Regions from separate parts of the Mus musculus genome. Here region 2 is linked to region 1. Evidence: chromatin loops called from intact Hi-C (ENCODE). Cell type or tissue: gastrocnemius. All regions are shown on one strand. Each heading gives the region's core, and the rest is flanking DNA. Links, peaks and the distances in the headings are about the cores only. Region 1 has its middle 83 kb from the start of Gnat3. Region 2 overlaps Cd36 (CD36 molecule).

Region 1 (16,031 bases), core at 5,948-13,947:
AACATATAATTGCTTACTATATTTGTGTTTGAAAAATAAACACAATGATTATAAATCTCATAACAGTTATAACTATACACTTCATATTTATTGAGCAGTTGTTCTGATTCCAGTGTTACTTTTTAAATCTGACATGGTAAGTCAGACATTGTCAATTTTTCCACTTCCCCAAATGATGGAATTTACCACAGCCATGCATGCAAATAAAGAGAACACAGGGATATGTAGAGATGGTCTCAATGGTTTATTAATCCACATGCCCAGGGCTATTATACTACCATAGAAATAGACATAGGAGGTAAAATACGCTGATTGCACAAGACAGGCTTGTTTGAGTAATGTCTGAGATACTCTACCACTTTTTCCTTGTGTGGCTCCTTTAGAAGATAGAGTTTGGCTACATTTTTAAACTCAACAAATTTTGTACTTTATGTAGAAGAAAAATATTTTACTTAGAAAAGTTCTTTCATTCATGGTGACTTCACCACTTGAATTTGAGCATTTCTTAGAAAACTCTTGCTTTTGACTCTAACCAGAAGTAAATTCACTATGCATGTATTGAATCCTATAGGCAAGCACATGCAGAAGTAATAAGAAAAGGAACCTACGAGCAAATAGCTTCAGCTTAAGCTAAGCAATGCTGTGTGTTCAAAAGCCACCCAGGCTCCAGAATTTTCATGAGTCCATCAGTGTAAAGAAAGAACATTACTCATGCCACACACACACATACCTCTTAAATCTCAGTTACTCATAATCCTGTTGTGACCAAAAGTTTAACAAGAAATATTTTCAGTGAAGAAGGGATAATGTTTGAAGGAAAGTAGTTCATCACACTGGGGAACACATGGCCACAGTAGTGTCTGGTGACAGGACTCATGGCATCCACAGTCAGGAAGTATGGTGAGATGAATGTGAACTGGTGGTCAGCTCAGATTCTTCTTTCATACACTGTTGAACCCATGGGATGGTGCTGCCGATATTGAGGGTGTGTTTGCCATCCCAGCTAAACCTTTTTGGAAACACCCCAATAGGCACACCCAGAAGTGTTTTTCCATGGTGATTCTAATTATACTCACGACCAGATTAAATTGACTAGTTAAGTTGATTAAGACTAGTTGATTAAGATTAATCATTACATTCTCCAATTTTAAAGGGTGATAAAATAATAAGTTTACAGACAACATTTCAAGTTTAGGGTTAAACGGTGATATTATTTTTGATCACTTCAATTATAAAGCATAAGTTGTAGGCCAGTCACTCAAGCTTCCTTTACCTCAATCTCTTTATTTATAAATTACATAGAGTAATATTTATCTTCCCCAAAGCCTGGAAATTTGGGAGGAGGAATGAGATAAGGCACATAATGACTCCCAAAGACCATAAAGCTTTCCTTACCATTCATGCTTTACATTGTAAACAAGTCATTAAACATGCTTAGAAAATATTTTAAAATAAGAAAAAGAAAATATTTAGATATGTTAATTCTAAGATTTATGTGGTAATACATAAAGATACTTTAAGAATTCCTATTAGCTACATAGAAGGGAGTGAAAATTGAAAGTGCACATTTGATGACAAGGAGTGTTTTCCTATTCTTCTTTAGTGCCAAATACTTCAAATGATATATTTCTTATCTCACCTCACAAAGCATTATTTTGCTATTCTCTCTTCGTTAGGCCTATCTTTACAATTTCCCTGCATTCAGATATTGTTATATCTGAATGTGTATTCCAGAAAATGGAGAGAGATATCAGCCTCATTTCTGATCAGATTGTTGTAGACAGTATCTATGAGTCCTTGTCTCTTTTACTAGTTTGACAAGAACAAGTGGTAGAAAACAGTACAGAGTTTTTCTCTGAAAAACAATACATGCTGTTTACAAATAAACAATAGCAGAAAATGCCTGCAACCATTATCAAAGCAAAATTAGCTTTAGCAAAGTCTACAGTTAGGTATAACAAACAAGAGAAATTTACTGAGCCTTTCTCTGTGTGTTTGACTGATCATTTAATCCTTAAGCAAAATAGTTCTACTCCTGTCACATGCCTTCATTTTCTGGGAGGTGTAGAAAGTTCAGTGAATGAAGGTCATTTATGACATTAAATAAAAATAACTGACATTATTTTCTCATTAGAGGCAATAACTGTCACCTACATTCAGAAGTAAGTTTGCCATCTTTTCCTCCACAAATAGATATATCACTTCATTGTTAGAAGATGTGTGGACACCTTGGTTGTGTATAGGTAATTATAAACATTCAAATTATCGTATTTTCCATTTGTGAACTAGGAAAGTAGAGATTTTTCAGATAAAGGAAATGCAAGATTACAAGCTTTGTGTCATAATGAAATTTTAAAGAAAAAATGCAATGTGTCTGGTTGCCATGTTAATTATAAAACAATTCTAGTGTTTTATGAAATTTCTCTAATCCATGGTCTAGGAAAAGATGCTGTTGGTAGAATTCTCTCCCTAGTTTCAGAACCTCAGAGTGTGAGAGATGAGAAATGAAATATATTATACATAAATATTTGGAAGTTACAGAGTTAAGGGTTTAGAGATGAAAATAGAGCTATTAATAGAATTTACAGTTTTTCAAAATGAAATTGTTTTAAGAAAAACAATTTTTGAAATTGTTTGAAGAAAAACAATTTTGTCAAATTTTATATAGCTATTTAATATTTTAATTCTACTTTCATAATTTTATTGTTCACACAAAGTATAGAATTCAATCCTTTTTAGTTTATTCATGCTTATGTGACCATCATCATAGTCTGTTTTCATCTTATTTTCTTCTGAAAGAAATCCTTTACTTAGTAGTAGTCCAGTAGTATCAGTACCCCACTATATTTCAGAGTAGTTATTATTTGAGACTCTAGAAGAGATTTTTTTTCCATTCTGCATAATTTATGTATGTGCAATTATATAACATATGCTCTTTATGACTGGTGCCTTTGCTTAGTCTAAATTTTTAAGGATTATCCATGTTTTTCATGTACCAATAACTTCCTAATTGTCTTAATTAGGGTTTCCACTGCTGTGAATAGACACCATGACAAGGCAATGCATATAAAGGGTGACATTTATTTGAGGCTAGGCTTATAATTTCAGATGTTCAGTCCACTGTCATCATGGCAGGAAGCATGACAGCACCCCGGCAGACATGGTACTGTAGGAGCTAAGAGTTCTACATCTTGATTTGAATTCAGACAGAAGAAAACTGGTATGGGTTTCAAAGCCTACCCCCAAAGTGACCCACTTCCTGTAACAAGGTCACACCTACTCCAATAAGGCCACACCTCCTAATAGTGCCACTCCCTGGGCCAAGCATATTGAAACAACCACACTATTAATATCAAATTTCCACTGAATTTACAATATTATTTGTCCATTCATCTGTCAATAAACAATTGTATTATATTACTTCTCCTTTTTTATCACCTTAAATATTACTGCTGTGTGTAGTTTTACACAGGATTTTGGATTTTAAAAGACATTTTTCTTCTAGGAGACACATGTCTGACTGGAATTATTAGGTCACATGGTGACTCTACATTTATTGATAAAAAACAGTCAAAAAGTTCTTCAGTAAAGACTTTACCAGACTGTGTATTTATGCCAGAAGTGAATGAGGTTCCATTGACTCCACTTCTTCATTGACACTCATTGCTGTTTGTGATATTGACTAGAGCCATTCTAATAACATAATTTGATAGTGATTCCGCTTTTTGTTGGAGTAATAAGGTATAATGTTCAATAGTTTTTTATTTGCTTATTGGGTATTTTTAGAAATATCTATCCAAATCCTTTTCTTATTTTTACTGAGGTTATCTTTTTTATTAATGAATTTTAACTGTTACTAATCAATTCTAGGTGTCTTTTATTAGATCAGCGACTTGTAAATCTTTTCATCCACATTGTAAATTTTCTTTTGCTTTCTTGTTAGTACATATTAAAATATGCAAAGTAAAAACAAGAACAGAGAAATTTATATGGTTAGGTTTATCCATTTTTAGTTGGTTTTTATTTGCTTTGGGATCATATCTAAGAACCATTGCCTTACCCAAAGCCATAACATTTACATCTGTGTGTTCCTTTAGTGGTTCTATAGCTCTTGAACTTGGGCTCCTGATCTTCTTTTTGTGTATGGGCTGAAACCAAGGTGCACCTTAATTTTTTTGCATGTGGATATTTACTTATGGCATAGTATTCTAAATAAACATGTGAAAGCTTTTCCAATATTCTACACATAATTTCTTTTGTTCCTAAAAGTCACCTAGCCAGAATTTCTTCTCGTTTCAGTTATATTCTTAGTTTTGGGTGAATTTTCATCTGGCAAAGCCACTGACAGATTTAGCTTTAAGCTAAGCTTCAATGTTTCTAAGCTATTTGACAAGTAAGCTTTCTTTAATATCTTAAACAAAATTCCTACGCTTGACAGTGAGTTGCCTTCTATATATAGCCCTGCATCAATTTCTATAGATAGAAGGATGTGGTCATATTTATGGATAGTGTAAAGTCACAAGCTGATTTTGTAGCCAAGTTTAGTCCATTCTAGAATATTCTGCCATCGAACAATGCCCATAGTCCTTAGAGTCTATTCCTTGCTGATTGATTTTAACTGTTAATATGGTGGGGTCATAATGCCAAGTTGTCTAGTCATATATATATGTTTGTACATTTCTATGAGATATTATTCTAAGTGTGCATTATATTATATGAGTAGAGTCGCCAGTAAAGCAGATTGTCCTTTATGACATATATAGGTCCTATATGACCAGCTGGAGGTCATAAGAGAAGAGATGGAGCGCACCAAATAGGGAAAAAACTTACTTCCAGATTATAACATATACAATCTAAATTAGTTTTCAGTCTTTGGGCTTCTGACTATATCAGTTCTCAGAATTTTCAGCCTACTAGTCTGCTCTGTGGATTTCAGAATTGCCAGCCCCCACCATTTCCCTAAAATAAATCTCTGTATATAGATACACATCTTGTTCTGTGTCTTTGGAGAATCCCTCCTACTATTGTAAGTGTTACAGCTCTGGGGGAAAAGGTTTTCCCAGTATAAGTATTGTAGCTCTGAAAGGAAAGGTACCCTAGAAGTTGAGAGCCAAGGAATATCACAAATTCAATCTGGACAACAAACCTCACACAGATTAATTGGTAAAAACTCAAGAGGGTGGTTGCCTCTACTCAGATGAGAAGCAGAAAAGAACTTGAGAGGAGACTGATTTTATATACATTTCTTGTGTGTATGTGTGTGGAGGGGTGGCTTTCCACAGTGGCGTGGGATTGGTGGAATTTTGTGACCTAATCTGGGGTCAAACCCCGGGATTGGTGGATTTTCAAAACCCTACAGCTATAGCATGTGGTTGAAATTGAGAGAGGTATTTTAGGTAAAATATTAGGGCTACAATATAAAGAAGAGCGATGAAATACATGCTGATGATAAAATCAGTATCTATATATCTGAAAAAATTTTCAGTATCTGGTTTTAATACCAAATTTATTCTGAATATTTTACTTTAAACACCACTTTATGTTGACACACAAGGCAATGTACTTAAATATCACAAGGATTGTTTAAGGCAGAAGAAAACTCCTGAGGGGTGTTGTCCGCTCTTTACTTCCTGTTAAAACATTAGTACCTTTTAATGACTTACTTTCCTTGGTTTTGAAGAAGAAACACATGATATTATTTAGCACAATTCCACTGTCTATATATCATGCAGAGCAAAACGTCTTCAAAGTACACCCAAGCTCTATCTCTAACATTAACCTGATAAAGCTTCTCCTTGTTTTTGTAAGTAAATTTTATGCTGGTAGAGGTTTCCAAACATTTTTCAGGATTGCAATTTGTTAGCTGTTAGGTTTATTTTCTAAAACATTGCTAGAAATTTTTTTACTAAAACATTTTGGACATAATTACACGCTTATTCACATGTATTTGCCCAATGATATTCTAGAACAGGGGAACCTGTTCTAATGTCTAGGAAATACCAAGGAATATGGAAGTATGATAAGAATATTAATTTATTAATATTAATTTATATAATATAAATACATACAAACTGTAATATAATTATCCACACTATTTTAGAATTTCATTTATTCACTCCACATGGCAGCATCCTTCCAGCACTCCCCATGAAGATCCTGCCCCTATTCTTCCATCCCTTCTCCTCTGAAGCCCCCATGTATCATCTCCCCACATACCCCACGCCCTACCCTCCCATTCCCTTCACCCCCTACCCCAGCCCCAGCTCATCAAGTCACCACAGGATGAGTTTCACTTCCTCCCACCAGAGGCCAGAGTTCGTGGTCCAGTCAAGGGAATGGGATCCACAGGCAAACAGCCAACAGATTCAGGGATAGCCCCATTTCCAGCCATCGGGTGATCCACATGAAGACAAAGCTGCACATCTTCTACATGTGTGCAGAGATCCTAAGTCCATCCTGTGCTCTCTCTTTGGTTGGTAGTTTAGTCACTTGAAGCCCCCAAAAGAAACTTGTTACTTTTCTCTGTTGATCTTCCTGGGGAGTCCCTGTCCTCTTTGGGAGCCCTTGATCCTTCCACCAATTCATAACTATCCAACATTTTTTTATAATTTTTATGATGGACAACACTGAATTGATGTACAGCATAGAAAAACTGTTGGCACTATCATGGGAAATGGAGAACTTTTAGGAGGTTGCACTTGGTTGCAAGAAGTAGATTCCTGGGAGCCAGAGACATCAAGATCGTACGGTTTACATATAGCCTGGTTCTGCTTCCTACTTGACCTCTCTGCTTCCTAGTCAGAGAAAAATGACAAGCTTGACTCTCCCTCCTGCAGGACTGGATAGGATACTCTCACCTTATACCTTCCTGCTATACTGGATTAGATCCCCTGAACCAAGAGTCAGGATAAACACTTCTTCCCTCTACTTCTTTCTTTCTTTCTTTCTTTCTTTCTTTCTTTCTTTCTTTCTTTCTTTCTTTCTTTCTTTCTTTCTTTCTTTCTCTCTCTCTCTCTCTCTCTCTCTTTCTTTCTTTCTTTCTTTTTAATATTTTTTTATTACATATTTTCCTCAATTAAATTTCCAATGCTATCCCAACAGTCCCCCATACCCTCCCCCCCCCTTTACCTGTTTCTACAGTGTGTTTTATCACAGTGGTTAAGAAATTAACTATAGAACAAACAAATGATGACCACAAGCGGAGAAATGAAAGGTTGAACAACTACCCATCTTTCTCAAAGACTTATGTTCAAGGGAGAGAGAAATCGGCTGGGGAAATTTTATTTTGGCTCCAGGAAATATTAAGCAACTCCTTAAATTATAATTATTTCTTTGACAATTATTCAGCATGTCTTTTATTTCAAGAACAATTGTATGGGCTTTCTGCAAAGAATTTAATTATTTTTTAATCCTAAACTATATGTAACATTCCTTTGTTTTTATGGATGATAAAACAAGAGGCAAGACATATAGATAAATTACCGAAGATAACAGTAAATTAAGAGTTTATGACCACATATCTTTAACTCTGCTTAATCATTAGACTAGTTTTTCCCTTGTGTTTCCTTAATTTTTTTCAGACATGGAAAGAAGATATAATGTAAGTAACAGTTTGAATGGGTACAGCGTTTATTGATAGGCTAGATTTGTGACATGTTTCTGTCTAGAAACTCAGAAAGGAACAAATAAAGGTTGAAAATAGAATATGAAATCGTAAGCTTTGCATTGTTGTGTCCTCAATTTCTGTCTTCAGTAGAACTGGGGAAACCATGACATGAACTGAATGCTTGCTAAAGTAGTACACATGTGCATGTCTTTGATTTCCTGTAGTTATTAGCAATGCATGCTGCCACATGCAAACATAAAGTGTACTTGTAAATACTGGCGGGGGTGGGGGGAGAAAGAAACTGACAGGAAGGAAGAGAGAGAGAGAGACGACAGAGAGGAGACAGAGACAGAGAGACAGAGAGAATGGAAAAGATAAGCCACATTGCACACAAATTGAGAAGAAAGAAGTATGGAATATTTGGCAAAACTCACAAATTTTATTCCTTATTATATCTTCCCTAGTTCAATGAGTTGTGTCTATTTGAGAGTTACAAGGAACTCCTGAGAAACTGAACTAATTATGTTCATCTGAAGATCTTAAGATGTTTTAATATAAAAAAAAACCCACAATCCTTAAAATTGAGAATCATAAGAATTTTTCTTAGTCAATTCTTGGGAATAGGCATTAAAGGTTTTCTAGTATCTAAAAACCTGAAGATTGATAAGAAAGTAATATTCATCATTATTTATGTGAGAAAGAGAAAAATGATGACATCACTACAATACCTGTTCTATTTTAAAGAGCTATTGGGGTAGGAGTGTGTGTGTACGTGTGTGATGTCTGTATGTAGTATAGTGTTTATAGGAAACATTTTAGGTTTACTTTCTTATCATTTGGGTTCACATTGCTGATATGACATTAAATGCTCCATTTTTCATAATTTATTTTATTTTGGATCTAGATGTAGGGCCAGGAGCATTGGGTATAGAAGGTAAGTCCTCAGTAACTCACTTGCCTCCCTTCCTTAAATTAATGCCTATTACATTACTGTTGAAAAAAGAGAGACTTTAATTGATTGTGTCACACAGCTATTGAAACTACCATTCAAATTTTGCCTTAAAAAACTCTGTCAGAACCAAAATACCACACCACCTCACTGTCCTGACTCAGTACTCAACTATTCGAGTGTACCATGTAGATTGTTTTCTTCAGAGTTAAGATTCTCGAGAATGATGGAGAGCAACATTCCTGAACAGACCATAAATAACTTTTAAACTTTTTGTGCATACATCTCCTTCAGGAGAAAATCTCTAAATCCCACATTGGTGATTGTGTAGGAGGCGAGGCTCACAGGTAGACAGTACACTGCCCAAACTGACAGAGAATGACATCCTGAAAGAACTCCACCTCCTGCTATTCCTGACTCTGTGCAGTCCTCATCATTGTCCTCTTTCTCCCTCTCCTCCTTCTCCTCCTCCTCCTTTTCCTCTCCCCCTTCCTCCTCCCCCTCCCCTTCCTTTTCCTCCTCTGTATCTTCTTTGTCTTGGCTTCGTACCCAGGCTGACTTCTCTGATCAGTGTCCTGTCCCAATCTTTCAGATGAGATGCATATTTTCAAATATAAGATTCTGCACAGGGAGCTCTAACCACTCGGTGAAGTCCGTTTAATAGTGTTTGTACTTTCTAATAGAGCTTTGGACATGTTAACTATTTAATTAAGATATAATTGAAGTGTAATGTGAAAATTGTCCCTATCTAAAGTGCATTGTTTGATTTATTTTTGCCATTTTTATATCAACCTTTGAGACCATCACTTTAGGATCACATACAACTCAGAGATTTACTTGTGGCTTTTGTACTCTGTTCCCTACCCCTACGTCCTGTCCCAAGGCAACTACTGTCTTGCTCTCTGTTATTACTCTGCAATTCAGAGAATTTAAAAATGTGTGCATGTGGGGAGGGGGAACTTGTAGAGTCCACCTCCAGTGGAGGGATGGGGTTGCCATCCCACAGTCAAAAGCTCTGATCCAGAATTGTTCTTGTCTGAAGGAACTACAAGAACAAAAATGGAGAAGAGCATGAGAGAAAGGAGCTCCAGTGACAGGCTCAAATTGGGAACCAGCTCAAGGGGAAGCCAGGAGCCCTGAGACCATTACTGATGCTGTGGTATGCTTACAGACAGGAGCCTAGCATGACTGTCCTCTAAGAGGCCCAACAAGCAGCTGAAAGAGTCAGATGCAGATACTAGCACCCACCTAATGGACTGAAGCAAGGGACCATTATGGTTGAATTGAGGAAAAGCTAGAAAAAGCTGAGGAGGAGGGCAGCCTGGTGGGAACACCAGTGGTTTCAACTGACCTGGACCTCCGAGATCTCTCAGACACTGAGCCACCAAAGAGACAGCATACTCCAGCTGATATGAGGCCTCCAACCTACATACAGCAGAGGACTTCCTGCCAGATCTGGCCTCAGTGAGAGAAGATGCACCTAATCTTTGAGAGACTTGAGGCCCCAGGGAGTGGGGAGGAATGATGAGGTGTGGGTAGGGGGGTGGAAATCAGGGTTGGGGGTTGTGAGGTATTATGTGGGGAGAGGTGGGGAAGGGGGATCAAGTCTGTACTGTAAAAAAAGGAATAAAGAAAAAAAAAGGAAAGAAAGAGAGAATCTGTGCATGCAGAATTTAGAAACTGTGCAAATATCAACAGGCAGAAGGAAAGATATTAACTCAATAGTATTTGCACAGATAAGAGAAATGATAATGCATTGCAATAAACCAGTATTTCACAATGATACAAAAAAATAAACTTTTGACACTTATAAGAATACACATAGCTTTGATTCTCTATCTAAGCAAGTTTATACAGTTAAAGCTGCTCTTTAAGTCAGGAGTTCTTAGTGTAGCAGGGGGAAGAGGGAAGACTTAGCTTACCTACTAATTGTGTAAATATATATATGTATATATGCAGTGTATTATGAAGGAGCAAAGGAGAAAGGAATAGTACTGGAAGCCACTGTACATGTGATTTACATTGTATTTCACAGCATCTTGTTTTTCTAACTGTAGTTCTCAGCTCCTACTAGGTGTTTACTATACATATTGGCAGCATGACAATATCCATTATCTACAAGTATGTTCTTTCCAAATGCTGGACTCTCATGAGTAACAGATATGGATACCTTCTTGAGATACAGACTCATTTCAATTTCAAGTGCTATAGACAGGCCCAGAGAACCTGACCACCAGGGGGCGCCTTCCATTCATGAAAGGAACTTTCCCACTAAGTCGCTGAAAAATAGGAGCTAGCAATATGTGAGTAACAATGATTAAAGAAATAAGGGGCCATGGACTTTAATGAAGCAAGTGTGTCAATATGGAGGGTTTAGAAGGAGGAAGAGGAAATGGGAATAATGTAATTATATTATAATTTCAAAAATTAAAACTATAAAAAGTAAAAAGGGAGTACTGAGGCCATACCTCAGTGTTAGGGAATTAGCCTTATGTGCTTGATGGAGGAGGAGGAGGAGGAGGAGGAAGAGGGAGAAGAGATGGAGGAGGAGGTCTGTGGGAGAAGATAGAGAAGAGGGGGAGAAGGAAAGAAAAATGTTTTATGTGGAAAAAGAGAAATGTTCTGGGAGGCTGTTGCTTAGTGAGTAGAGATGTTTGCATGCTGACAAACATAAAGGGCCTAAGTTTGATCCCTAGGTCCTACCAGCTATCAAGAGAGAATCTCACCATACACACTGTCCCCTCAAACACACACAATTCAATAGACAAGGGATGGTATAAATCATGCTGTTTACAGTTCTTATGTCGCTACAGCCCAATTTCTTTAATGATTTTAATTTTTAATAGGGTTTGCTAATCTCAGATATCTACTGTATATTCACTCATGAACTCTCTTTGTTGTTCATTCTGGGTAAAATGTTTTCCTTGTTGTTATGAAAAGATTCTGATTGGCTATTCTCAGATGGTTTCCAACAAGTTCACGAATCCCATGACCTTTATCAATGTTTATGAATCACAACTGTCTACTCTTCTCAGGCTTACAAACTGTTTCTCTTGCCTCTCTACCTTCCCTCTTCTCCCCATTTGAATTCCATCTTGTTTTGTTTCAATTAAAAATTCTGTACTGATTCTTAGATTCTTTGTTGTCAACTTGATTACACCTGGAATTAACTAAGACCCGAATGACTGGGAACATCTTTGAGGAATTGTTTCTTTATTAAATCATTTGACATAGGAAAACTCACTTTTTTTAAAATATTTTTTTATTACGTATTTTTCTCAATTACATTTCCAATGCTATCCCAAAAGTCCCCCATACTCTTCCCCCCCCCCCACAACCACTTCCCTACCCACCCATTCCCATTTTTTGGCCCTGGCGTTCCCCTGTACTGGGGCATATAAAATTTGTGTGTTCAATGGGCCTCTCTTTCCAGTGATGGCCGACTAGGCCATCTTTTGATACATATGCAGCTAGAGTCAAGAGCTCCGGGGTACTGGTTAGTTCATAATGTTGTTGCACCTACAGGGTTGCAGATCTCTTTAGCTCCTCGGATACTTTCTCTAGATCCTCCATTGGGGGCCCTGTGATCCATCCAATAGCTGACTGTGAGCATCCACTTCTGTGTTTGCTAGGCCCCGGCATAGTCTCACAAGAGACAGCTATATCAGGGTCCTTTCAGCAAAATCTTGCTAGTGTATGCAATGGTGTCATCGTTTGGAGGCTAATTATGGAATGGATCCCTGGATATGGCAGTCTCTAGATGGTCCATCCTTTTGTCTCAGCTCCAAACTTTGTCTCTGTAACTCCTTCCATGGGTGATTGTTTCCAATTCTAAGAAGGGGCATAGTGTTCACACTTTGGTCTTCGTTCTTCTTCAGTTTCATGTGTTTTGCAAATTGTATCTTATATCTCGGGTATACTAAGTTTCTGGGCTAATATCCATTTATCAGTGAGTACATATCATTTGAGTTCTTTTGTGATTGTGTTACCTCACTCAAGATGATGCCCTCCAGGTCCATCCATTTGCCTAGGAATTTCATAAATTCATTCTTTTTAATAGCTGAGTAGTACTCCATTGTGTAAATGTACCACATTTTTTGTATCCATTCCTCTGTTGAGGGACATCTGGGTTCTTTCCAGCTTCTGGTTATTATAAATAAGGCTGCTATGAACATAGTGGAGCATGTGTCCTTTTTACCGGTTGGGACATCTACTGGATATATGCCCAGGAGAGGTATTGTGGGATCCTCTAGTAGTACTATCTCCAATTTTCTGAGAAACCGCCAGACTGATTTCCAGAGTGGTTGTACAAGCTAGCAATCTCACCAACAATGGAGGAGTGTTCTTCTTTCTCCACATCCTCACCAGCATCTGCTGTCACCTGAATTTTTGATCTTAGCCATTCTGACTGGTGTGAATTGGAATCTCAGGGTTGTTTTGATTTGCATTTCTCTGATGATTAAGGATGTTGAACATTTTTTCAGGTGTTTCTCAGTCATTTGGTATTCCTCAGGTGAGAATTCTTTGTTTAGCTCTGAGCCCCATTTCTTAATGGGGTTATTTGATTTTCTGGAGTCCACCCTCTTGAGTTCTTTATATATATATTGGATATTAGTCCCCCCCCATCTGATTTAGGATAGGTAAAGATCCTTTCCCAATCTGTTGGTGGTCTTTTTGTCTTATTGACGGTGTCTTTTGCCTTGCAGAAGCTTTGCAGGGAAAACTCACTTATAATATAGATCTTTGAGGTGGGGAGGAAAATCTTCAATTTAGGTCTTCCGAGGTTGGCAGATCCACCTCTAATCTGAATCACACCTTCTGCTGGCATCCTGTATCAAGGACTTGGAAGAAGAAAACCCTCTCCCTTTTCCTGCTTGCTCTTACCCTTATAAGCAAGTCCATTCCTTTACTGGAATTAGAGACTACTTCTTGAGGATTCCAAATACTGAGGACAACCTTAGATATAGAGCCTCATGAACTTAACAAGTACTGGATTCATAAATTTTCCATTCATAGGCAGCCATGATTGGATCAACTAAAAGTCATTCTATAAACACACACACACACACACACACACACACACACACACACACATATATATATATATTTGAGATTTTCTCTTCCCAGATGTCTATGTCAATCTCTCCTCTCTCTCTTTCTCTCTCTCTTTTTCTCTTTCTCTCTCTCCATATATATGGAGAGAGAAAAAGAGAGAGTCATTCTATCTGGAGAAATCTGACTGACACACTAAACATTTTTTGATCAAACTGAAAATAAGTCATACTTTAGTGAATTGTGCATCACAAGTGACCTAGGCTCCTGCCCTCAGTCAACCCTCCCCATCTGCATGCATCTTTCACTTCTTGTCTCTGTATTTTTGTTTGCTCCAGATGTTTTACAATTAGCCACATTGTCTCTCTTACATAAAAAAAGCACTTGTGATATTAATTAGAAACAATCTTTTGCTTGAATCATCTGGAATAGTGTATGACAAAGGAAAACTTCAGAAAAAAGTAGAACCAGAGTCTTTCTGCAAATGCAGAGAGACAGATTCTTGAGAAAGAAATGATTGGCTTACATCACCACAAATGCCTATATTGACATGCAAGTAGGTGTGACGGTTTGATGACTGTGTTGGTTGATTTTCGTCAACGTGATACAACCAAGATATATCTGGGAGGAGAAAATTTTAATTGAGAAAATGTCTCCATCAAATTGACCTGTGGGCAACTCTGTGGGGACATTTCCTTGACAATTGCTTGATATGGGAGGGTCCAGCCACTTAGGACACTGCTATCCCTTGAGAGGGATTTTCTTTTTTGTTGTTTTGTTTGTTTTGTTTTGTTTTGTTTTGTTTTTTGGAGACAGGGTTTCTCTGTGTAGCCGTGGCTGTCCTGGAGCTCACTCCATAGACCAGGCTGGCCTCGAACTCAAAATCCACTTGCTTCTGCCTCCCAAGTACTGGGATTAAAGGGGTGCGCCAATATTGCCCAGCAAGAGGTGATTTCTGTAAGAAAGCAGGCTGGTCAAGTCCTGGGGAGCAAGTCAGTAAGCAGCCTCTATTGCCTCTGCTTCAGTTTTCATCTCCACCTCTTTGCCTTGATTTTCCACAATGGTGAATGATGACAAGAACGTATAAGGTAAAGTAAACCCTCCCATCCAAACTTTGCTCTGGATTATGGTGTTTATCATAGTAATAGAAGACTAACTTGGAAGATGAGAAAGAGAGAAAATGAACACCAGGCTCCTCAGACTTTGCAACAAACAGGGAAATCATTCTATTTAAAACATTCTAAGTAAAGAAAAAACTAACACGACAAGTATTTATTTCTTGAAGACACACTATCATTTAAACACATTTTGTGAATTTGTAATCAAATGGAAATGAAGCACCCTAAGAAGGCAACGATTTTAATGTGTCATAAACTTACTATTAACTCGTTACCATTAGCAGCCATCATACCTCAGCCTCTCACAGCATCCATGAGTATGATTTGTAATATTGTTATAACTCTACAACTAAGAAGCTGAAGCTTGGGGGTGATAAAATAAATTAGAAAATAGACACAAGGGCTGGAGAGATGGCTCAGCAGTTAAGAGCACTGACTGCTCTTCTGAAGGTCCTGAGTTCAAATCCCAGCAACCACATGGTGGCTCACAACTATCTGTGATGAGATCGGATGTCCTATTTTGGTGTGTCTGAAGATAGCTACAGTGTACTTACATATAAGTAAATAAATCTTTTTAAAATAAGGAAGGAAGGAAGGAAGGAAGGAAGGAAGAGAGAGAGAGAGAGAGAGAGAGAGAGAGAGAGAGAGAGACAGAGAGAGAGAGAGAGAGAGAGAGAGAGAGAGAGAGAGAGAGAGAGAGAGAAGACACAAATTCAGCTCAGGGCCACTGAGAGCATGGGCACAATGAATTGAGGGCACGGTAATTTCCCAGGACTGGAGGGAAGTGCCCCCATCATACCGTAACTTCCTTAAAAGATGTCTCTGTCCATAGAGGGGTAAAAAGAAAAGTAAATTCTTTCTTTCTCAGAGAAAGTTTTGATTTTTATCACTCCTGATATTATATTTCCAAACACTTTCAAGACAAGGGTGGTTTGGGGACAGGGTGAATCTAAATACTTGGATGCACAAAAAGTTGCAAGTGTGTGGAGAATCATCTTCCAGACAAGTGACAGTGGCAGCAAGCTTCTATGTCTAAAAGGGGCAGATGTTAGAAATCCAAGGATTGTATCTGGGATGTACCATGAAAATATATACTAGACTCTGTCGCTGAGACTTTAGGAGGGCAGGTTATAGACCTGTGAACATGGGGGGGGGTGTACAGGCTAATTCAGGTGATGCTGAGGCTGTTGCTAATGTTTAGATAATTCAAGACAGAGCTAAGCATTTGTACAGGAGGTAAGGCAAAGAAAAGAGAAAGAAAAAGCAACAACATTCTCAAAAGAAGAGAAAGCAGAGAACATTTAGA
Region 2 (16,031 bases), core at 3,997-11,996, 230 kb after region 1:
CACAAATCTTTGTAAAGGAGAATTAAAAATAGTTTTTGTATAATAGAAATTTCTTTGCTTATAAGTCCATTCCATGGCAAAAGCCCTGAAGTGGGGAAGTTCAAGGAAAAGCTATTTATGTATGGATGCATTCAACTTTTAGATAGAAGGATTAAATCAGGGAGGAAATGTGTAAACATGGATTTATTATAAGGTGTCCCGTTGGCTTGTTGATGGGAATACATATTTGAAGACGTGTAAACATAGATATTTGGCAAGTGGCTGATGCAAGTATCACTCTGTACTCAAAGGTCAGAGTTCAGATAGATTTGATCATTGCTCAGAAATTATAGATAAACCTAGACAAGCATTCTGCCTTTTAGGGATTGAGTGTCCAAAAGAAAAAAAAAAAGCAGGGTTGTGTAAGAATTTGTGCATAGTCAGAGGGAAAGGGAAACAGGAAAGGAAAAGGTTTTTTGTTTGTTTGTTTGTTTGGTTGGTTGGTTGGTTGGTTTTGTTTTTGTTTTTGTTTTATGAAGAAGGTGTGGGGAAAAGAGTGTAATTTAGGAGGAAAACAGGTATTAAGGGACGATCAAATGAAATATTTCCTAGCTGATGAAAATAGTGGTTAGGGCACATAGAGATGGCCCAGTTGTGATATACTGGTCACACAGTGGGAAGACCTGAGCTCTGTCCCCAGAACTTATGTTAAGGGCTGCCATGGTAGCTCATAGTTGACATCTCAGTAATGAAGAATCAGAGAGGGATGAATTCTCAGGGATTTCTGGCCAACAACCTAACCTGAGCCCTGACTCAGTGGGTTATTTGTCCTCAAAAAGGACTGTGGAGTTTAGGGATCCCAAAGGCTGATAAGTGGGATAGACCTTAGGACACCACATGCAAGTGCACATGATTTTGGCTCACAATCAATGCTTTAGAAACAGAATTCAGCACATGTATGTTTCTTTTTCTTTCCCAGGTTATTATCATGTAGTTCATGACTCACCCCGAATGGCAATCTCCCGTGTAAAGTTCTTATATAAATCCTAAAATTATAACTTTTGGATCTCTGAAACTTTAAATCTTTTTTGTTTGTTTGTTTTTGTTTTTTGTTTTTGTTTTTGTTTTTTCAAGACAGGGTTTCTCTGTATAGCCCTGGCTGTTTTAGAGCTCACTCTGTAGACCAGGCTGGTCTCGAACTCAGAAATCCACCTGCCTTTGCTTCCCAAGTGCTGGGATTAAAGGTGTTCACCACCACTGCCCGGCTGAAACTTTAAATCTTAATGCTCCAATATAATTTAATACATTTTAATCCATATTTAAATTGATCATAACCTAATTTAATGAGTTAAGACCTAATAATACAGCCATTTGTTCTTTTAACACAACTGTAACCAATTATATGAATTCTCTTTCACTTTACAGATATAACCCACAAACGTAAGAACTTTTATTAGCTTATATTAATTGTACATACCAATGAGTTTCTCTGTGATATTTTCCTACATGCATAGAATATATTTTGATTATATTCATTTCTCATGACCCTCTTTGTCCTCTCTCAGCAATATCTTTTCTCTTCAAGCACCATTTCCACCTGATTTTTTTTTCTTTATTTGTGACAGGGTGGATGAGTTTAATTAGTGTTGTTTACATGAGAACTCCCCCTATCCCTAATGAAATGCTGCTATATTTAACCTTCTGCACATTATATTCTGGTACTAACAACTCTGATGAGTTTGTGAGCAAAACAGCCATACCATCCATACCATGTCATTACATTCTTTCCCTATAGATGCCTCATTCAAGACTGAGCCAGCAAGAAACATTCACTTATTCTGAGCACTTTCTCAGTTATAAGTCTCTATAATAACCACCATCCTCTGCCAAGGCCACCTTCCCTGGAGTGCTTGTCTATGAGCATGGAAGTAAAATATTAAGAAGAAAGCTGGAAGGACACAAGTCCACATTTTAATCCATATTTAAATTGATCATACCCTAATTTAATGAGTTAAGACCTAATAATACAGCCTAACTGCAGTTGTTAGGGTCTGCAACCTCCATAACTAGGGCATTTGACTAGATTTACTTTACCAGGATAGAATTACCTCCTGTGCCATGGAGCCTCACATCTAAGCTGAAAGAGATTAGCTATACTGTTCTACTTAGAACCGGTCCTGGGTAGATTGGATGTATGTCTTGACTTTACATTGTAAGGAAACTAAGATATAACTAAGTTAAATAATCTGCACAGACTCACATAAATCTACAATATTTAGTTTCTAGAATAGTATCTAGTTTCAAAATATACTGAATGTGCTAAACATGACTCAGTTTTCACATGTTCTTTGGTGAATGGGGCAATTCTTATAATTTTGTGTGCCACCTATCTCAATACAAAAAAGTATAAGGGAACTTTAATTATTACACTAACATTCACTGTTATATGAAGGAGACATGCACACTTGGTTTTGCCATTATATTAAAAGAGTACTCACCCAAGCAACTGTCAAAGTTAGTGTGCACACCTTAGTCTTTGAGTGATAGCTGCCCCACCCTATCATTCTACTAGTTTCTCTGTTCAATGAACAAATGATAAGTATGGTCAGAAATCATTTCTGATCTATCTCTCTCTCTCTCTCTCTCTCTCTCTCTCTCTCTCTCTCTCTCTCTCTCTCTCTCTCTCTCTATCCCTCTCTCTGTCGAGATAGAGTTTCTCTGTGTAGTCCTGGCTTTCCTGGAACTCACTCTGTAGACCAGGATGGCCTCAAACTCAGAAATCCACCTGCCTCTGCCTCCTGAGTGCTGGGATTAAGGGCGTGCACCATCATTGCCTGCATTTCTGATCTCATAATAGTATACTGACTTATTTTCATTAAGGACAAAATAATTTTGTGTTTTATGTAACAAAAGATAAACATTAACTATTATGTTGGGCCTTAAAATTTTTTATGGCATATAAATTCACGGTCTTGTGACATAAGTTAATACAGATTTCACCTTTAATATTTACAAACACCTTTATCTTAAGAAAGCTAGGTATAATCAGTTTTGTAACTTTGATCTAATACTGGGCTGGTGTAGAAATAATAATTTTGGCTGCCTATTTTTTAAAGGATATTATCATAGAAAAGCAATAGCTATATGAGCATCACATGATCAACTCTTATTCCTGTGTACATTGGTTACAGTACTGTAGCATTTATAGCACTTTCAAACACATTCTAACCTGATGCCTTGCTTTTCTCTAATGGCTTCCATTATCCCCAGCATTAAGTAATTTCATATCCTGAAGACAGAAAACTCAATTCACACCTACCACCTAAACAGCTGATCAGGATATGTGTATGTTAGGGAAACCAGTAACAGCATGAACCAAGAGAGGACTGATTTAAGGCTCACTAATACAAATTTCCCTAAGACTCTGCTACTATTTGCCCAGGCTGCACTTAATTCCATCCATGTGCTTTCAAGGAAACTCAAAACCTCAAAAAGTATGTCACTTCTCCCTCTCCTTTTCTGATCTTATCATTCAGTGAATTGATATTTCTAGGAGAAGAAAGTAGGTTAGGTTGTTCCTATGTTCATGGACTCCCTTAGGCTAATTTTCTATGAAAGATGTTTTTTCCTCTTCCTCTTGAACACTCTTAAACATGGGCATTCTTCCCAAATTACTTCATTGGAAGCAATAAATTCTCTTTGTTTGCACTAGTTACTAAGACTACACAGACTTCCTGTTCTGAGAGTAAGGCATTAGAAAAGAAGCTGGGCAAGCATCTATGGTAACTCTCTTACCTTGCAGACAACGAAAGGGACCCTAAGGGGTTTAGTGGCTTTCTACTTGGTCCCAAAGCTCCTAAAGAGGAGGCAGTTTCTAATAAAAGGTGTTTCAGTTCTGATGCTGTATATTTAATTGCTTCATATTTTCAGCACCACTGATACACATGGTTTCTAATGTGTATCATGCATACACACAGACATAAACACACCACACACACACACACACACACACACACACACACACCCACCACCACCCCTTCCTCGTTTTGCTCTTTGAGAACTAGTGATGCAATGACTAATTAAGGAGCTGTACTATTTGTAGAAACACAATCCAGCAATCCTCAAACATATGATTCACAGAGGTCATATTGGAAAAGATTCCAAAGAAGAAATCCCCATATTTATGTAATTAAGCCTCAAGGATTTAAGATCTTCATTTAATAAAGATTAGTTACAATCCCTTGAATTGCCCAACTTTGGAAGAAAGAAATTTTGTTGTTATTGTTGTTGTTGTTGTCATTGTTGAAAGCTCCAAATAGTACTCAAGTTGTCTCTCAGCTTCTCTCTTTTGCCTCATCAACACAGATTCTGAGTTAGATTATTCCTGACCAAAATCTTTTGTTTGATAACACTCAGAATTAGCTTAACTTACTGTTTTGTTGACTAAGGGAGTGTTGCCAAAGGTTCACTTGAAAGGTTGCTTTAAAAGCAACAAGGATAGCTTCACCATTTACACACTGGTTCTCTTCATAAATGTTAACCAAGAGAGTGTTCTTATGTGTATAGACTTCCTGCTTCAAGTGTGTGACAAAGTTTCACAAGTTCTCACAGGCAGTCCTTTTATTTTGACTAAACATAACAAGATCCTAAAAAGTTTTCTTGTTCATTACAAAAAACAAACCAAACTTGTTTTTCTTTTTCATAGGAAGTTGTCCTTGAAGAAGGAACCACTGCTTTCAAAAACTGGGTTAAAACAGGCACCACTGTGTACAGACAGTTTTGGATCTTTGATGTGCAAAACCCAGATGACGTGGCAAAGAACAGCAGCAAAATCAAGGTTAAACAAAGAGGTCCTTACACATACAGGTGAGTGAGCTCTTGAGAAGGTGAAGTGTTCCCACTTTGTTTCTGAGAACTCTTCTTCCTTAGGAATCGCATTGTATAGAAGTATACTTATTTCCTTGCCAACAAAATTCACATCAAAATGTTTTCCCTACAAGTAAAGAATCTTAGTCTATAGATTTAGATTCTATCTATATGTGCTACCCAAGTGTTATCATATATCATATGAAAAAGAAATGTAGACTTTATTATCATTTTAAAGCTATTAAATAACTCCCCTCCTCGTATCAAAGGATGGCCTAGTCGACCATCACTGGAAAGAGAGGCCCATTGGACTTGCAAACTTTATATGCCCCAGTACAGGGGAATGCCAGGGCCAAAAAGTGGGAGTGGGTGGGTAGGGGAGTAGGGGGGAGGGTATGGGGGACTTTTGGGATAGCATTGGAAATGTAAATGAGGAAAATACCTAATAAAAATATTAAAACAAACAAACAAAAATAACTCCCCTCCTCAAAAACTTATGGTTTTATATGACACTTCTGTCATGTCCCAAACTGTGCAGTTGGCATGCTGAGAATTTTATGAATACATGATGATATCTTAGAATGAAACCGGTATCTTACTTCTGTGATCATCCTGGTATGGCTTCTAGGCCAGAAAGTATAGCAACACCCATCAACCAGTACAGCAAGTACTGGTTTTAAACTTTCTGCATTTTAAACTTCTTTGTGTGATTCAGATACATACTCAGTTTTGAAACCACAGAGCTAAAATGATTTTGCATAGTTGTAGTTCCTACTAAGTGTTGAGGTCAGCTATGTGTTGAGACTTCAGTAGCAATTTATTTATTTATTTATTGGTTTTTTTCAAGACAGAGTATCTCTGTATAGCCCTGACTGTGCTGGAACTCACTCTGTAGACCAGGCTGGCCTTGAACTCAGAAATCTGCCTGCCTTTGGTCTTACTGCTTCTTGAGTTTCATGTGTTTAGCAAATTGTATCTTATATCTTTGATATTCTAAGTTTCTGGGCTAATATCCACTTATCAGTGAGTACATACGGTGTGAGTTCTTTTGTGATTGGGTTACCTCACTCAGGATGATGCCCTCCAGGTCCATCCATTTGCCTAGGAATTTCATAAATTCATTCTTTTTAATAGCTGAGTAGTACTCCATTGTGTAAATATACCACATTTTCTGTATCCATTCCTCTGTTGAGGGGCATCTGGGTTCTTTCCAGCTTCTGGCTACTATAAATAAGGCTGCTATGAACATAGTGGAGCATGTGTCCTTCTTACCGGTTGGAACATCTTCTGAATATATGCTCAGGAAAGGTATTGTGGGATCCTCCGGTAATACTTGCCCCTTCTTAGAATTGGGAACAAAACACCCATGGAAGGAGTTACAGAGACAAAGTTTGGAGCTGAGACGAAAGGATGGACCATCTAGAGACTGCCATATCCAGGGATCCATCCCATAATAAGCTTCCAAACGCTGACTCCATTGCATACACTAGCAAGATTTTGCTGAAAGGACCCAGATATAGCTGTCTCTTGTGAGACTATGCCGGGGCCTAACAAACACAGAAGTGGATGCTCACAGTCAGCTATTGGATGGATCACAGGGCCCCCAATGGAGGAGCTAGAGAAAGTAACCAAGGAGCTAAAGGGATCTGCAACCCTATAGGTGGAACAACAATATGAACTAACCAGTATCCCCCAGAGCTCGTGTCTCTAGCTGCATATGTATCAAAAGGTGGCCTAGTAGGCCATCAGTGGAAAGAGAGGCCCATTGGTCATGCAAACTTTGTATGCCTCAGTACAGGGGAACGCCAGGGCCAAGAAGTGGGAGTGGGTGGGTGGGGAGTGGGGGGGAGGGTATGGGGGACTTTTGGGATAGCATTGGAAATGTAAATGAGGAAAATACCTAATAAAAATATTTTGTAACAAACAAACAAACAAATAAACAAAACACAATTTGTTAAAAAAAAAAGAAGAAGAAGAAGAAATCTGCCTGCCTCTGCCTCTGCCTCTCTGCCTCTCTGCCTCTCTGCCTCTCTGCCTCTCTGCCTCTCTGCCTCTCTGCCTCTCTGCCTCTCTGCCTCTCTGCCTCTCTGCCTCTCTGCCTCTCTGCCTCTCTGCCTCTCTGCCTCTCTGCCTCTCTGCCTCTCTGCCTCTCTGCCTCTCTGCCTCTCTGCCTCTCTGCCTCTCTGCCTCTCTGCCTCTCTGCCTCTCTGCCTCTCTGCCTCTCTGCCTCTCTGCCTCTCTGCCTCTCTGCCTCTCTGCCTATGCCTCTGCCTCTCTGCCTATGCCTCTGCCTCTCTGCCTATGCCTCTGCCTCTGCCTCTGCCTCTGCCTCCCAAGTGCTGGGATTAAATGTGTGCACCACCACTGCCTAGCTTAAATAGCAATTTAAAACATAATATTTTGCTCTGATACACTTTTATTTAATAAAGTTATAGGTGGAATCTTGAATAAATACATGTAGGGAAACAATCAGTCATCCTTTATGTGTGTAGTGACTTCATCTCAAGGTAGAACCCAACCACTTCTGCCACACGATGAGCTTATGTAGTAGCTTATTATATTCCTTCTTCATCTCATAATCCACAGTTTCACTATGGTTTGAACATTGTAGGATTGTACATTTTTTATTCTCTCCAAAGCATATTTCTGAATTAAAATTCAGTTCTCCAAATTATGAAGAGATATCAATTGTTGTTATAAGGGTTATGCCTTCTCTACCACCATATGATTTATGAACTGCATGTTTTAATAGTCTTCTATTTCCTGAAATACCTGTAACAATGTACAATTTTGCCAAAGAAGACTGTTTTTGTTACTGCAAAAGAAAATGTTTTTCATGATATTATAATTACTTACTAGCAAAATATAATGTGAATATCATGATATAAGAAATATGAAGAAATGTATTGGTATAGTTTATACCTATGAAATCTGTAGTCCATTATAAGTCCTAAGAAATAAAATTTAAAATATATACCTAAGAGGTATAACATGAAAAAAACAACCAATGATAAGGAGAAGAGGAGAGTTATTAGAATTTATATTTTATTATTTAAGAATTTAACTTATTATTTAAGGATCTTTCATGAATATCTCTCTCATTTAAGGATAGTGATTCTCTGGTTTATGTTTTAATGTTTGATTTTTGTTTGCTTAGAGATAATGATTTTTGCTTTTAAAGTATTTGTGAAGCTACATTGACTGTAAACATACCAATTTAGCCTAGTTATATTCTCCATTAAAGCACATACATATATAATATACACACCGTATATATGTTATATATGTATATGTATATATGTATACACACACACTATAGGATTTATTCCTACACCTTATAGCCTATTTCTGTATGGAACTGAATGGGGATAAATTAAATATATCTGTTTCGCTTGTGAAGGCAACAAAGAAAGCTGGGAAGAAGCAGGAATTATAGGTACAATTCACAGACAGCAAGTTCTCCTTCACATGGCAATTTCTAACTGTCCTTGACGAAGTATGCTTCTTGTCTCATGGGATCATCAAACTGGAGTTCCTTTAGCTTGCCTAGGTGCCTCAAATGAAGATCAGATTTAAGAAATCCTAAAAAAAAATGTATACTATGTTGAGGTTCTTCTATGTGTTAGGGGCGAGCATGACATGCCAGTGACGACACTCTGAATCCATTTTAAATTGAGGCTATAGAAAAATATGCCCCATACAACAGAGCCGCTGTTTGATTTGGCTAATGACTGTGAAGACGATATTGATGAAGCGGTAATTGACATCATAAGACATGATCGAAGCATAAAATCGCATGGTTTAATATCAAAATTATATCTCAATTTATGAGTTTATGGAGTTCCTTCTAGATATCTTACATTTTAAATTTTATGTTCTTTGCCAAGAATGGTAATAAAGGCATCATGTAACCATGTGAAAAAAGGTGTTGCCCTTGATCTTGTTAACCAATACATCCGAAGACATCCATTTTTCTTTTTTAATTTTAAAATCTGAGTGATTTTCCTCTTTCATAAGAGCTTTCCTAAGACATGTTTTACTGATTTTTTCTCTTCCTGAGCGCCATCTACTGGTTTGATGTTGTAAGTGCCATTTAGGGAAAAAAATGAATCTGATTTAGCTTTAGTTTCACTTAGTCATACCTGCATTGAAATCTCTGAAATTTCTGTAGCCTTACTTGAATCAGTATTAGTAGGTATTTTAATTTTAAAATAGATATTTTGTGTGCAGGCATTACTAGAAATTTGGTGCCTTGGGTTGTTTCAGATTTGTTAGGTTGCTTGAGCATCTTACTCAACAGAGTATAAATGATAAAGCTTTGCACAGCATCTATTAAAATACTGTTCCTGTCCTTTAGACCATGAGCATGTTTTTAAATAATATGGTTATTTCATGAAGCACTGAGAGCCAGGTGTCCTGGCCCACCTTTGTACTTATTTGAACTGCTTAGTTTAAGCCTGACTTAAAACATACCAAAAAGTAAGAAAATACCGAACTTACCCCAAACTCATTATGTTTATGGGGACCCATAATCTGTATCTGATAAGAATGCAAAGTTGCCTATCAAACTTGTAGGCTCATGGTTTTTCAATAGTGTAGTTGTAACTCAGCTCTTATAATTGATATCCAGCAATAGATTAATGTGCTGAGTGAGATCTACCCTATTTCATTTTAATGTCTGCTTTGTACCGACAAAATCTTTTTCTACAATGCAATCATCATTTAACACAGTGATGAAAACTATTACAAGTGTTAAAGGCAAGAGATTAAGAACTTAAGAACTCAGCCGGGCTGTGGTGGCGCACGCCTTTGATCGCAGCACTTGGGAGGCAGAGGCAGGCGGGTTTCTGAGTTTGAGGCCAGCCTGGTATGCAGAGTGAGTTCCAGGACAGCCAGGGCTACACAGAGAAACCCTGTCTCGGAAAAAAACGGAAAAAAAAAAGGAACTAAGAACTCTATGTGTAAAATGAAGGAACAGAGTTCGGTCTGGATCCCTTTAAATTGGAAATGCCTTTTGGTTGCTTAATGGTGGTTTCATGAATGTACTTAACCACATGTAGGCTGGATAGACTACACACTTGGAGAGATCTTTCTAATATGAAAAATATATTCCTACTCTCTGACCCTCTATACCTCAGGATAAAGATGGCTGTTTGGTTATGCTGCCCTTGTATGTCTGAAATCTCACTTTGTGCCTTTTATTCTCACCAACTTTTTCTCTCTTTAATTAAACAACACTCAAGCACTTACAGTTCTCAAACCACATTATCATGATCTTCAGTATTTTAAACTTGCTACTTTTAGTCCTTCTTATGTATATTTACATTTACTTAGACCACCACATGGAATTGCTACCAAAATGAGTTTTCAACCCACTCCACTTTACCCAGTCCAAAGCCCCATGTCTATTCTAACTCAGCTCATTCTATTCTACTTTCCTATTCCAGGTTTAACAACCTTTGCCAGAGATGTCTCACTAGCTAATCATTTACCATGAAATTCTGTTAGTGTAAATTGTGATTTGTTCTGAGTTCAAAATAGTATTTGTTGAAGGAATTGAGATATTTGTTACTCAGGATTTTGACCCCCCCTCATTTTGTTGACTTCTGTTTATTTCAGAGTTCGTTATCTAGCCAAGGAAAATATAACTCAGGACCCCGAGGACCACACTGTGTCTTTTGTACAGCCCAATGGAGCCATCTTTGAGCCTTCACTGTCTGTTGGAACAGAGGATGACAACTTCACAGTTCTGAATCTGGCTGTAGCAGTGAGTGCATAGTAGCAGTTGCTTGGACCATTTCAGAGCCTCTCACAATCGCATATGAACCTTAATCATTTGGCCTTAGTTGTTTTACAACTTCATAAAAACCATGTTTCATGCTATTTTGTTATCTGGATAGATGACCCAATCAGCCTAATCAATTGACTTAATTGATTGATTAGTCTCATTTAAAACCAGCTCTTTAAAAAAGTAATCCTATAAGGGATTAGAAAAATGGCAGAAATTATAATTTTAGACTAGGCAGGATTTGTCAGATTTTGAATGTTTATTTTGATTTTAATTGAACTTGATTGTTATATTTAATCAATTTATTTAAGAAATATAATGGACTTACTTCTCAGATACTGATTATTTTTTTATTGTAGGCTGCACCACATATCTACCAAAATTCATTTGTTCAAGTTGTGCTCAACTCTCTTATAAAAAAGTCCAAGTCTTCTATGTTCCAAACAAGATCTTTGAAAGAACTCTTGTGGGGTTACAAAGATCCATTCCTCAGTTTGGTTCCATATCCTATAAGTACCACAGTTGGTGTGTTTTATCCTGTAAGTACCAAATATAAATGATTGCTATATTTTTAAGTATATAAATCAAGTGTTAATAGAAACATTTATTGTTTTGCATATTTCCTTACTAGTTAATCTGAGAACATATAATTCATTATTTTTAAAGTCTAAATTTTACATGCTGTCAATTTTTATAGTGAAAAATTACTTAATATATTTGACTAAATTAATTTTAATTTAAAAATTAATCAAATTTTATTCTTATAGAAAATTGAAAATTCATTTGTAAATATGTAAATATTTATAAATTGGATTTAATTTTATTTTTTTCTAAAGAATCAAGGTTAGTATGTCTTTGTATTCAAAATCAAACATGTTGATCATAGCTTTTCTCATTTTCTAGAGCTATAATTTTAGTAAAATTTCAATTAAAAGGTTACTGTGAATGTTCCCTTGAGGTATTGAGCAAGCTGCACTTAGCGAGGACTGCCAGACAGCTTCACAGAATGGCAGTTTGGGGATAAAGAGGATGTAGACTCCTTGCTGTAGGGCGTTTCAGCTTTTAAGGTTTGGATTCCTAATGGGATGAGAGTGAGACAGTTTAACCAAGTCTCACTATATAGTCTGACACTGGGTCGCAATACTGCTTACATTTTCCAATTCCTCGTTGCTAATGCATCAGATTATCCAGTGGTATATTAGTTAAATATTAACAGAAAAGCTGGAAGGAGTTAGAGTCAATTTTATTTAACCAAACCATTGCAGCTGGTTAATTCATGCAATGCTGGGAAGGTACCTATAGCCATGGTTACTTATTCTCTTATATTTTGTGTGAGCATATAACACTTATTTGTAGGCAATTTTTATATTCTAACATTAAAATACTTAAAGCTCAAAATGTAAAACTCATATTGTATTATATATCACAAATGATAAAAAATGGTTCTGAATGACCCCTTTCTGAAAAATGTGTAAGTTACATATATGTTATGACATGGTAAATAAAACTTGATCCATGAGTAATTCTTTTATTCATATTTTTTTCAGTACAATGACACTGTAGATGGAGTTTATAAAGTTTTCAATGGAAAGGATAACATAAGCAAAGTTGCCATAATTGAGTCCTATAAAGGGAAAAGGTAAGTAATGTGTGTGTGTGTGTGTGTGTATGTGTGTGTGTGTGTGTGTGTGTGTGTGTGTGTATGTGTGTGTGTGTATGTGTGTGTGTGTGTGTGTGTATGTGTGTGTGTGTGTATGTGTGTGTGTGTGAGAGAGAGAGAGAGAGAGAGAGAGAGAGAGAGAGAGAGAGAAGTAGAGAGACACAGAGAAACAGAAGCAGAAAAATTAGAGAGAAACACACTACGTAAGAGTGAAAGACAGACAGACAGACACAGACAGACAGACAGACTAGGGTATTTTAATATGCTATTTGTATTACTTTACTATTACTTTTAATGCACAAGTGCTGACCTATAAAAAAGACATGGCTAAAGAGCAATCTTGGCATCTTTTTTTTTTTTCCTTTTTTGCCAGACATGAAGCTCTTCATGCCACCATCTTGTTCCTAACTAGCCTGATTGACAGTCAGCAGTATGAACACATAAAATCTTTGCCTTTATTCATAGGTTCTCTTTGTCAGAAAAATGCAGTTAATATTTCCCCTGCAGCACATCTAACATTATAGCACATCCATACAATTAAGTGATAACAAATTAAAACACCAATATAATCTATGAGGTAGGCAAATATATTGTGCTTTTTTAAAATGAATGTATGAAAAAATATACATTACAACATTTTCCAAATGAATCAAAACAGATAAGTGTTTAAAGTGATTTCATGCACTTTAACAAATTTACTGCCATGCCAACTTTTTTCTATTGATAGAAAATGAAATTAGTATTTCAAGGTAGATTAACACAATATACAATATATCACATTTGAAAAGGTGAAAGAACACAATAGGTTTATGAACCTATATTTTTCTGTGCCTCAGTTCCTGATAATTCATCGAAAGAGGCCTAATTTTTGGTATCACTAAAATATAAAGAAACCTAATAAGTAGCAGGAGTAAACGAATAATTGAGGTTGTTGGGTCATGCAGTTGATTTAACTGCATGTGTTTTGGCTGAGTATAACTAGCACCGCTTCCTTTAAATAAATTAATCCACAGTGTATTTTGATATCCTAGTAGACTTTTTTAGGGGTAGACACCGTTAAATTTTTTTTCTCATTCAAATGACTAAAAAAGATTAATAGAGATTTAATGCTAATATTTTAAATCTCTCCCATATATAAATACACATAATTTAGATAACAAAAGATAAATAAGTCCTGTCTCATTCTAATATGGATCTCTGATAATGCTAAAATGGGAAAAATACAAAACTTGTTAAAAGTACAATGAGGATAAAGTCAACATTACATATTTACATATTTCGAATTCTCTGATTCCAAATGCTTGATACTGTGCTCGCTCCTTCTTTTCCTTTTTTTCTTCCCACTTCTATATGGCATTCATTTCAGGAATGTTTTTAGTACCTTTCTTCTATCAGGATGAACACTGAACAATTTACCACATAATTCATTTCTCCCAAGGAAACCAATTCCTGCTTGGAGATCTACAGTTCTCTTATTCTCTTCCAGAACCATGTCTATCTGAGTAGTTTCTATGAGCTTGCCATTTAGCTGTTTAAGTTCATGTCTGTCCTCTTAAGTTACCCAGTACTTCCTTCATAACAATAAGGTTAGGGGATCAAACGATCATGGATTAAGTGAGGTGGAATGTTTATTAAGTCTTTGCTGTCAGCACCTCTATTCTTTATTATGTTGATGAAAGTAGTGTTTCAAAGTTGAAAGAGTAATGTGAATATGGTGTTTTTGAAATAAGAGTATTTATTCATCTTCTTTCTTTTATTCCTAAGGAATTTGTCCTATTGGCCAAGCTATTGCGACATGATTAATGGCACAGGTAAGAATCTTTTTTATAATAACCACAATGAGAACAACTTTACCTTTCCCCCAACAAGTCTACTGCTCTCCTAGCCAAAGAAATCCAGGTGGAGGGGCTATGCTTACCGTTCATCATAATTCAGAGTCTAGTTTTGGGTAGGGTGGGAATGGAACATCTCCTTAATGCGATAGGATTTTTTAGATTAACCATGGAAAATAAGCCTTGTTTCATTACAAGAAAAGTTCTTTGTAAAGTATCTCACTTAAGGATTTGTCATTCAACAAGTAGGTAAAAAGAAATGTAAAGGTATAGTTACTAGTCAATCATTCCTCAATAGTAGACTGGCAATGTAGATGTGAAGAAATACAATTTCACAAAGAAAAATGTCTCCCCACCCCCAGTGAGGCAGCAAGGTTGGAGAACAGAAGGGCAAAATGGTCAGCATGAAGGGAGAAAAAAAAACACATAAAACAATGTTAGATTTCTACTATCAGGAAGAATATATGCAAAGATGTGTTTCTCTACATTAGACTTGGAATGCAAAGAAACAATTAAATCTTTGCTTTAGGCTATAGTTAGGTTGGGGTTATTATTGTCCTTAAGGAGAAGCAAAGTACACACTGTTCTTTCATGTAAGAACTATGGTTGTACAACACAATGGTAATCAAGTACCATGATGCAATGTAAATCAAAGATAAGCCTTTAATTAGTCAGACGCACATACATAATATTTACAAAGTAGGTGAGGGGTTACTCAATAGGAAAGTGATACAATGAAGATGATGAAAGTTTAAATAACAAAGGAAGCCTGGGGCTACCTTTCAAAAGGCACAATTGCAAATTTACTTACTTTTGTTCTGTCTCACAGCGTAGAAAAACGTGAGTGATGACAGTAATGTTTTCCATGGACACTTTTCCAAATAAATTGTCAAGCGTTTCAATACTGGCTATATAAGTCTAATGCTCTGTAATACACTTGCCGTTCCTAGATTGTAATGGATGCTTTGTGTTTAAGAGAGAAATCACCAAGAACTCGGTTCTTGATCTAAGGAATTAGTTGAACTGAAGAGAGCAGAGCTTTGAGAATTTATTAGTGATAATTACAGGAACTTCAGTAATGGAACCAAGGATATAAAGGCAGACTCCAGAGGTAAAAGGAGTAGAAAGAGAGATGAGTAATTAGGAGATGATCGCTGTGAGTAGGATGCTTGATATAGGACTAGGAAGGAGCAAATGCCTTTGAAACAACGATGCCAACATGTGTCCATCATAATCAAAAATTACATCTTCTCTGAAACCCATCCACTAAAACAAATGATACATATTTAGAATGTTTCTTTTCAGAAAAGTAAATCTTGGATGATGGGGAGATAATTTGGTTAGGAGATAGTATGATAACAAGTATAAGAACCGGAGTTAGACTCTTAGGCACCATGTGGAAAAATCATTGAACATGGTTAAGTGTAGTTGTAATTCTACAGGTGGGTAGGCTGAGATGGGTATATACCTGGAGTTCATTCATTGGCCTGCCTAGCCTTATCAGTAAGCTTCAGGTCCCAGTAGGAGAACTCTGATCAAAACTAAAGGTGGACAATGTCTGTAGAGTTATGAACAAAGTTTCTCTCTGGTCTCCACACATACATGAACATGTAAACAAAATAAAGCAATGACTCTGCTAATTACTATCTTACATTTCTTGAAAATGGAAATTTGTGGATTTACTTATGTCATATCTTCAATGATATTTCAGAAAAAATAATTTAAGTGTTTGCAACATATAATCCTTTAGTTGATTAACCACTGGATGCTACAGTGTAGACAATGCCTACTAGCATGGAGAATTTAAACTAAAATTTGCTATTTAGTCTTCTAGTTGAAAGAATAAAACATCGGTCACAAGAGCAATATAATTTTCTTGATTCTTTAGTCATCGAAACATAAATGA

What was found. A loop is a pair of places that touch in the nucleus more often than their neighbours do. Peaks named below come from ENCODE experiments on the same cell type or tissue, not always from the same donor. Only the 100,000 strongest peaks of a DNase experiment are listed, where the experiment ranks them.
Region 2: it touches region 1 in a loop (9-fold over the local background); 27 of 42 quality-filtered maps call a loop at or near these places.

The regions. Positions count from the first base shown.
Region 1 is chr5:18,037,973-18,054,003 of GRCm38, reverse strand. No RefSeq gene overlaps it. Among named protein-coding and RNA genes, the nearest start is that of Gnat3, 83 kb to the right of the region's middle. In gastrocnemius, for the core only: a CTCF peak has its summit at 10,773 (motif pointing right); a DNase peak (open chromatin) is centred at 10,793.
Region 2 is chr5:17,809,254-17,825,284 of GRCm38, reverse strand. It overlaps Cd36 (CD36 molecule), which reads left to right. Exons shown (of 15, transcript NM_007643.4): 4 at 4,685-4,845; 5 at 10,465-10,612; 6 at 10,993-11,172; 7 at 12,181-12,272; 8 at 14,058-14,104. Among named protein-coding and RNA genes, the nearest start is that of Cd36, 19 kb to the left of the region's middle. In gastrocnemius, for the core only: a CTCF peak has its summit at 8,919 (motif pointing left); no DNase peak of the experiment used is centred there; H3K27ac peaks cover 1,031 bases.